2 separate regions of the Mus musculus genome follow, and region 1 is linked to region 2. Evidence: chromatin contacts called from ENCODE Hi-C or POLR2A ChIA-PET data. All regions are on one chromosome and are shown on one strand. Each heading gives the region's core, a stretch centred on a gene start or an enhancer-like site at or near the end of the contact. The rest is flanking DNA. Distances are from core to core; before and after follow the strand shown. Region 1 overlaps Slc7a1 (solute carrier family 7 (cationic amino acid transporter, y+ system), member 1). Region 2 holds the start of Slc7a1 (solute carrier family 7 (cationic amino acid transporter, y+ system), member 1).

Region 1 (3,949 bases), core at 532-3,031, 39 kb before region 2:
GTCAGGCCGGACCCTAACTGACCTGGGTCTCGCCCTCCGCCAGCTTAAGAATCCCAGCCAAGCAGCCAGGGTAATCCTGTGCAGCTTTTCTCATTCCTGGCTCGCAGGACACATTGTCCAAACATGCCTCCTGTCGCCTGACAACTCACTTTGTCATTCCACCCAACATCCACAAGTACACGATGACTGACTCGCATTTAATGACAACTTAACTGGTCACTCCTAACACAAAGGGAGTGATTCAAAGTAACACACACACACACATATATACACACTCACTACTCACCCCCTGCTGCTGGCTTTGAACTATAGGAAACCAGAGGGTGGAGGTAAAAGTGGGTCATTTCAGTTGCTTGAACCACCCAGGGCTGTGGTAGGAAGGTTTTAGAGGTCATACAGACAGCAGGCTTGGAAAACATATGTAGAGGGAACTCTAGACGTGGCCGAGAGATTAAACATGATGATGGAAATATTATATATCTGCAAAAGTATCAAAAACAGTATATAAAGAATTTTCAGCCAGGGAGTGGTGGCCCACGCCTTTAGTCCCAGCACTTGGGAGGCAGAGGCAGGTGGGTTTCTGAGTTCGAAGCCAGCCTGGTCTACAGAGTGAGTTCCAGGACAGCCAGGGATACACAGGGAAACCCTGTCTTGAAAAACCGAAAGAAAGAAGGAAAGAAAGAAAGAAAGAAAGAAAGAAAGAAAGAAAGAAAGAAAGGAAGAAAGAAAGAAAGGAAGAAAGAAAGAAAGAAAAATTTTCAGGGCAGGGTGACTGAGACCATGGCCTCTCTTAGAGGACTATAGGGCTCTTTTATTTCCTGAACTTTTACTGTCTTCCCACCTATATTGAGCACACAATGCCTTTGAATTAGAGGGAGAAAAATCTCTCTAATGAAACCAACAAACAGCACAGGGGCATAAAGAAGATAAGAGGCTCCCTGCAAGGTCGGCCCACCTCGTGTCTACATAGGAAATGGTGGTAATTAGGTCCGTGGGATTTGTTATGTTTTCCGCTGTCTCCGTGAGGGTCTGTCTGGAAATTTCCAAAATTAAAGGCGAAAAGAAACAAATTCACCTACAACTGACCCGGAAATGTTTGTGCACCCTACACCAGGCCCCGGGGCACGCCCAGGACCTGCACAACTTCAAATGTTATCAGCCACTGTGACAATGGACTGGGTGAAATAGTCTTTTCCTATAGAATCAAGTTGAACAATGTGGAATTATTAATATTGAACCATTTTTATTGGTTTTATAAAAATATAGCCAACAGCTTAAAAAAAATAGACCAGGTGGGATTTCAGGTATTTTTCTCTGGGGCTTCATTCTAACTCATGCTGGAAGAGCCAACATGAACTCTAAAGATTAGATGTGGGGAAAAGGAATAATTTAGAGAGGTGGAGAGCATTGGGGGTGGGGTGAGAGGTAGGGCATTTCCAATCACACATTTTTGCATACGTATACTATAAGGGGCATGGTGAAGTTTACTTTCCAGCAGGTACTGGGTAGAAATAGCACACACCTGCAGCTGCTGCTGGCACACGCGGCAACGGACAATTGAAACCACGCTGCTGGTTAGAGGCCAAGGAGAAGCTGGAGGGCTGGGGGGAACTACATCTCAAGGGGTCTAGGCTGGCCAAGGGTGACTTCCATGGCTGGGCGTATATAGGCTCCGGTTTTGGCACCTTCTTGTACAGTGTTTTAATCTGATTGGCGAAGGTAGCTTTGCTTAAACAAATGTCAGAACGTGACACAGTTCTGGCTCTGACTTTTCAAAGAGCCCTCAGGCACACAGAACCCACGCCCCTGGTTGCCATGGGTATTATCTAGGCAGACGAGGTCATGCACAAGTAATCCCTATACAGGAAATGCCACATTTTGTGGTCAGTCTTCCTGGTCTATTCCAAGTCACAGTTCACTGGCGGCCAGAATCTCAGAGGCTCGCTCCAGAAGGAAAGTGTTAATAATCTGAGATACTCATTCAGGCCCTCATCTTTAAAACGAGTAGTCATATTTGTCCCTGCCACAAGGTTTCCTCCTGTGTAACATGCATATAAATGGGTGGACACCTTGGGAGGCAGGAACAGAAAGAAAATGTCCAGTTACAGAAAAGTCTTTGGAGACCGGAATGTTTATCTGCACGATCAAAGATCCAAGCAGCCCACAGGACAGGTGGAGGGAAGGAAAGGCACCCAGAACGCTGGAGTAATTCTAAAGGAATGAGGCTAACTGCCCCGTGGGAGAGCACTGTGGCCACAAGCAGTGAATTCTAGTTATGTAGGTTAGTGGCTGTGTCGACTGCTTGCTTTAATTATTCTAATGTGATAAGGTCACATCACCCCAGGATCTGAACTTGACCCACTGCCTCAAATGCTTTAGACCCAAATAGCTGAATCTGCTTCCTTCTTCCTGACAGTCTGTTGTACATCTGAGAAGAAGGCCATAGGTCCTGTCTACTATTTTTAAGGCTGTGTGTGTGTGTGTGTGTGTGTGTGTGTGTTCCTGGAGATGGATGGAATGAGCTCAACACACGCCCACTGCTGAGCTACACGTCTAGCCTTTTAAAGAATGCCTAAAAGCTGAATGCAGACATTTCAACTTATGTCTTAAGCAAGATCCACCATAGTCCCTCTCCCCCACCCCTGTCACCTGACAACCTATTTCAAGGTCGCCTTGCTTGCTACAGCAAAGAAGAAGTCCTTCAAGAGTCTAGAACACATTCTTCTATACAGCCAAACTCCGAAGAGTAGCCGAAGCCGCCATGCTCCCCGTAAGGCTGTGTACTCCAGCCACCACACACACAGGGCCCAGAGACCCTGACACAGCCAGAGGTTGTCCACCACACCCACTTGGATGGCTTGAAGCATCCTTGGAACCCAGAGAATATGCAAAGTGATGGGCTGGGTGTCACTCCGGCAGGGAGGTCAGCCATACAGGGCTGTATCTTGTTTGTAGCCCCTCCATACTGGTTCATCGGAGCAAGCTGCCATACTGGGACAGGCCCCTTGACAACAAGCCTCAGATCGCCAGTCCTACACCTCAAGGAAATGGATCACAATACATTATACACACACACACACACACACACACACACACACACACATATGATACTAGCAATAAATAAATAAATAAAAACTGAAATTTAAAAAGCAAAACAAAACGCTACCTATAGTAACACCAAAAAATATGTCTCTGGCCAAGTATTGAGGCACGAAACTTTAATCCCAACACTTGAGAGGCAGAGTTGAGTTGATCCCTTTGAGTCTGGGGCCAGCCCGCTCTACATATGGATGGAGCTGCAGGCCATCCGGGACTATATAATAAGGCCCTGTCTCCAAAAAAAAAAAAAAAAAAAAAAGGTCTCCATGATGGGCCATCGTCATGGTAGGATTTCAGATCCCACAAAAGATGAGCCGCTCACTGCCCTGGCCACGCAGTGCTTCTATCTCCATGGCAAGAAGAAAGCAAGTAACTGCTCAGATCCAACCACCTGCACAACAAGTACTTATTGAGTGCCTGCTGTATACTACAAACCCTGCCCTGTGGATGGAGAAGAGGCAATGTTAGCTTACAGGCCATTCTGCTAGGCTCCTCCTAGGGACCCGGCAACAGCCGTACGTCATCACCTGCCACCATGACCTGCCTCCACCAGGAGTGGCATCACCCCAGTTCTTGTGTTTGTTCGTGCCCCCCCCCCTTTTCTGTCCCTCCTTCTCTGCCCTCATGGCATGGCTCTATCTGCCTCTATACCCCTCTTCCAGACCCTCACTCCCTCCCTTTTCCCCAAACAAACCTCCTTTATATTAGGTCTGTTGCATAGCATGCGCGGTTTCTCCAGGGGACTCCTTGGCACAGGCCCACCAGGCACGCGCACACACGCACACACGCGCACACACACACACACACCCCTCTGCCACCACTGCGCTATACTTTATAACAATCAGACTCC
Region 2 (3,791 bases), core at 822-3,321:
CCTGAGCATAATGCGACCATGTATGTAGTTACTTATTTCTGCCGGGCGGGTCTAATGAAAAGAATGCAGGCTTAAACAGCAATAAATGCATTTAATTACATCCCCCCAAAAAAAAAAAAAGTGTCCTGGGGCCTGAGAAAAAATAACCCGGCCTGTCAGGTGCCCACTGTGCAAACCTGCAGCTGAGTGTGCAGGAGACCCCTGGGTACGCTCTCCAGCTCTGCATGAACTGGGATCCGCGCAAATGCCTGTAATCCCAGGGACACAGTGGGAGGCAAAAGGATCAAGGTCATCTTTTGCAAAGTAGCAAGTTTGAGGCTGGTTGTGAAGCTGGGTTGTGGGTGGAGCACAGGGTGAGGTGGGGGTGGGGAGAAACTGATCTACCAAATATAATAATGACCATGTGTCTTAGAAGAGAAATCCCGAAGGGAGCCAGCTTGTCTTCATACCTTTAAAAAATAATAATAATAATCTAAAACCTGTAATTATGGGCCAAGAAAGAGCCCTGGGGCTGTGAGATTCAGCCCTAGCCACTGGGGTATCTCTTATCTCTACTTAACTAGTTCCTTTGGTTTATTCACCCCCCCCCACCCTCCCTTATATACCCTCTAAATTTCACCCTTAAGTAAAACATGATCTCAAAACGCTAAACTTTTCAGAGCTGTTTCAATTCATGGGGTGACTTTCCCCCTCTAAATGTCTATTCTGATCTCGTGAGTCACGCCCTTTTGTTTTAGTGGCAGAAGGGTGTGCTCTAGTCAAAATAATAATTTCCATTGAGACCAACTAAAAATACCAGGGGGATGACTGTGTCGAGGTTTCCTATTATCTTAACCACACATGAAGGGCAAGAAATGTTACAAAAATCCCAATTACCAGCTGACTCCATGACAGCTAAGACAGTCAACCAAAAGATAACGCAGAAGATAACGCTCCGGATTCTAGTGAAAGTTTACTCACCTTTAGAAGAAATACACCTATGGTTGAAACCCTGTCCTCCTGCACGTGAGAGTATAACTGTGGGTGCTGGGAAATGTAGTTTTTTAGTTTGTTTTGTTTTCCTGACAGCACATGTCTGCCTATCCCAGCACATGTCTGCCTATCCCAGCACATGTCTGGCTATCTTAACACACAAGTCCACACAGCAGTGGGCTGGAGCGAGCGACACTGGACTGCTCTGCGGACACCCTTGGCTGGTGACCTGATCGTGCCCAGGAAGTCTTCCACTGGACAGAAACACACGGAGCACAGGTTGTCTACGGAGCCGGAAGAACTTCCTCCCACTCCACACCATCTGGAAGAACAGTCTGTGCAGGCCGAATCGGGTCACAAGGAAAACCCACCCAAGAGGGAGTCCCTCCAAAGGGACCTCTGGAGACTATGAGGCGACCCGGAGGACAGGAATCTCAGGTCTCGGGTCATGCCTGCGAGACCTGACAAGAGTCCATCCTGCGCGCGGCTCGGCTGACGACACTGCCCGGGACCGCGTGGCGGGGCGGGGTGCCGCGCACCGCGCCATGTAAGGGAAGGTCTCCCAGACTGCCGTGACTCCGGATGCCACCCGGGGCAGCCTGCGTAGATGGGTCCCCGCGCCCACGTGGAGCCTACACACGGCGCCACGCGTGGCGGGCGTCACCCGGGTCGCCCGTGTTCACTCCCTCCCGCTGTTGCATCATGCACCACGCCGCGCCTGCAAAGGACCAAGATGGACTCGGAGGAGGCGACCGGAACACTGGTGCCCGCCCCACGCACCCATCCCCCGGAGATGGAGAGGATAAGAAGAACCCTCGCCCTGCCTGAAACGCCACCCGAGGCCACACACACAGACACACACGCACACCGAGGTGACTCAGGCTTTCAGAGCTTCCTGGGCAATCACAAGGATCGCGTACTCACGGAGGAGGCGGCAAGATGTTGAGCTGTGTGGAGACCGCGGGTAGAAAGCCTCTCACACCTGCTAGCTGAGGGGATGGCGCACGCGGGCGGAATCCGAGCCGGTTTCATCAGCCGCGCGCCGCCCTCCGCGGGCCCCACGGCCACGGCCAGTGCTGCGCGTCAGCTTCCAGGGCACCAATGACAGCGCCGCGCGGCCGCGCCCCTGTGGGCGGGGACACCCGAGACCGGGCTTCCCCGCCGGTTTGGGCGCCTCCCGCGCGCGCCCTTGGTCCTCCGCAGCCGCAACTGAGCTTGAGTCAGAGCTGATGGCACAGGCTGAGGGGTGCGAGCCCCCTCCTGGGGAGCCACGGACAGCTGACGACCAGGTTTCTTGCTCCAAACTGGATGTAAGACACATTTTAAAGACTTTTTTTTTTTTTGGACTTAGTTGTAAATCTTCTTTTGACATTGGACTACTTTACGGCTGTGCCCTAGCTAACGCCTTAGCCTCCGCCTTGGTCAGGAAGGGCCCCAGAACCTGCAAGCCTCCCTTTGATACAAGGTAGTTCCTCCACATAGCCAACAGAACAGTTCAGGCAGTTCACACCCGCGGGACTCTCCCCAAGTTTAGTACCCAAATCTAGTCTTCAGGGTTCCTTCTGATCTCTGCTCCAAAATCGAGAACTACAGTCTATAGGGCTGAGGGATGGCTCAGCGGTTAACACTGACAACCCTTTCAGAGGACCCAGTTCTGACTCCCCACATGGGGGCTCACAACTAATCTGTAAGTCTTGAATGTGATGCACAGACATACACAGGTAAACCATAAATATGCATAAGATAAAAGTTTTTATAAAGAATTATATCGAAGCCCGGCAGTGGTGGCACACACCTTTAGTCCCAGCACTTGGGAGGCAGAGGCAGGTGGATTTCTGAGTTTGAGGCCAGCCTGGTCTACAGAGTGAGTTTCAGGACAGCCAGGGCTATACAGAGAAATCCTGTTAAAAAAAGAGAGAGAGAGAGAGAGAGAGAGAGAGAGAGAGAGAGAGAGAGAGAGAGAGAGAGAGAGGAAGGAAGGAAGGAAAGAAGAAAGAAAGAAAGAAAGAAAGAAAGAAAGAAAGAAAGAAAGAAAGGAAGAAAGAGAGAAAAGAAAGGAAAAGAAAAGAAAAAGAGAAAAGAGAAGGTGGATGCTATGTGTGTTCTCAAGTGTGCCTTATCAGTAAAGGGATTCATTGTCAGCCACAGCTGTTGATACTCCCATAGAATTAAACTAACGATGTATTAATTTATATTGCCCAGCCAAAAAGTCTTAATGAATACGTAGAGGGAGGTGGATAGCACTAAAGCACTTCTAACACTTGTAAGATAACATTAAAGCACTTCTAACAGCGTTTGTGATAATAACAAGGCATCAAACATGCTTTGTTTTCCAACAGCCAACAGAAGTAAGTGTCAATCATGCGGTGATGAACTGATTCCTGCCAATCTAGTAGGGAGGTCTCCTGAATCTTTACCAGGTGCCCCCTTCTCACAGAGGGAAACCTCCCATCTTTCAGCGCCCACCAGCTTTGCCTTCAGCACCAGATGAGTATCTGACTCCGAATTCGAACGCTATTCACTGTGTGTCCTCCACAAATCGGCACACTACTGCTTATGAAAATTTACGTTCTCTTAAAAACTGCTTGCCCTGTCCTCGTCTGGGATTTTGGTGTGATACAGGTCCCGTCAAACAAGCTGAAAATCAAAAAACGGAGTCACGGGTAATAAAATCCCACACCAATAAGCTGAAGCTAAACTGACCTCTCAAGAAATTAGGAAATTAGCGATGACCAGTTTATGTAATGATTCTCTGTGCATAAACCCTTAACCAAAAAGAGCAAGCTGGATCAACCAGATATTAGGCAGCTTTTTCTCTA

Evidence for each region. A loop is a pair of places that touch in the nucleus more often than their neighbours do. ChIA-PET counts read pairs that join two places held with the same protein, here RNA polymerase II (POLR2A).
Region 1: a loop to region 2 is called in a map of heart, with 1.8 times the contacts of the local background. The contact joins the enhancer-like site here to the promoter of Slc7a1 in region 2. A Hi-C loop is called at or near these places in 2 of 37 maps with a recorded cell type or tissue (heart and left cerebral cortex). POLR2A ChIA-PET finds 5 or more read pairs at or near these places in 4 of 5 experiments (Patski and embryonic stem cell).

What each region holds. Positions count from the first base shown.
Region 1 is chr5:148,359,615-148,363,563 of GRCm38, forward strand. The region is part of intron 2 of Slc7a1 (solute carrier family 7 (cationic amino acid transporter, y+ system), member 1); the gene reads right to left. Among named protein-coding and RNA genes, the nearest start is that of Slc7a1, 38 kb to the right of the region's middle. Within about 2 kb of position 1,782, at least 1 of the 3 ENCODE cell types and tissues checked has a DNase peak (open chromatin) inside an H3K27ac peak, as active enhancers do; it is heart, where a contact is called at or near this core.
Region 2 is chr5:148,397,833-148,401,623 of GRCm38, forward strand. It overlaps Slc7a1 (solute carrier family 7 (cationic amino acid transporter, y+ system), member 1), which reads right to left and starts at 2,072. Exons shown (of 13, transcript NM_007513.4): 1 at 1,897-2,072.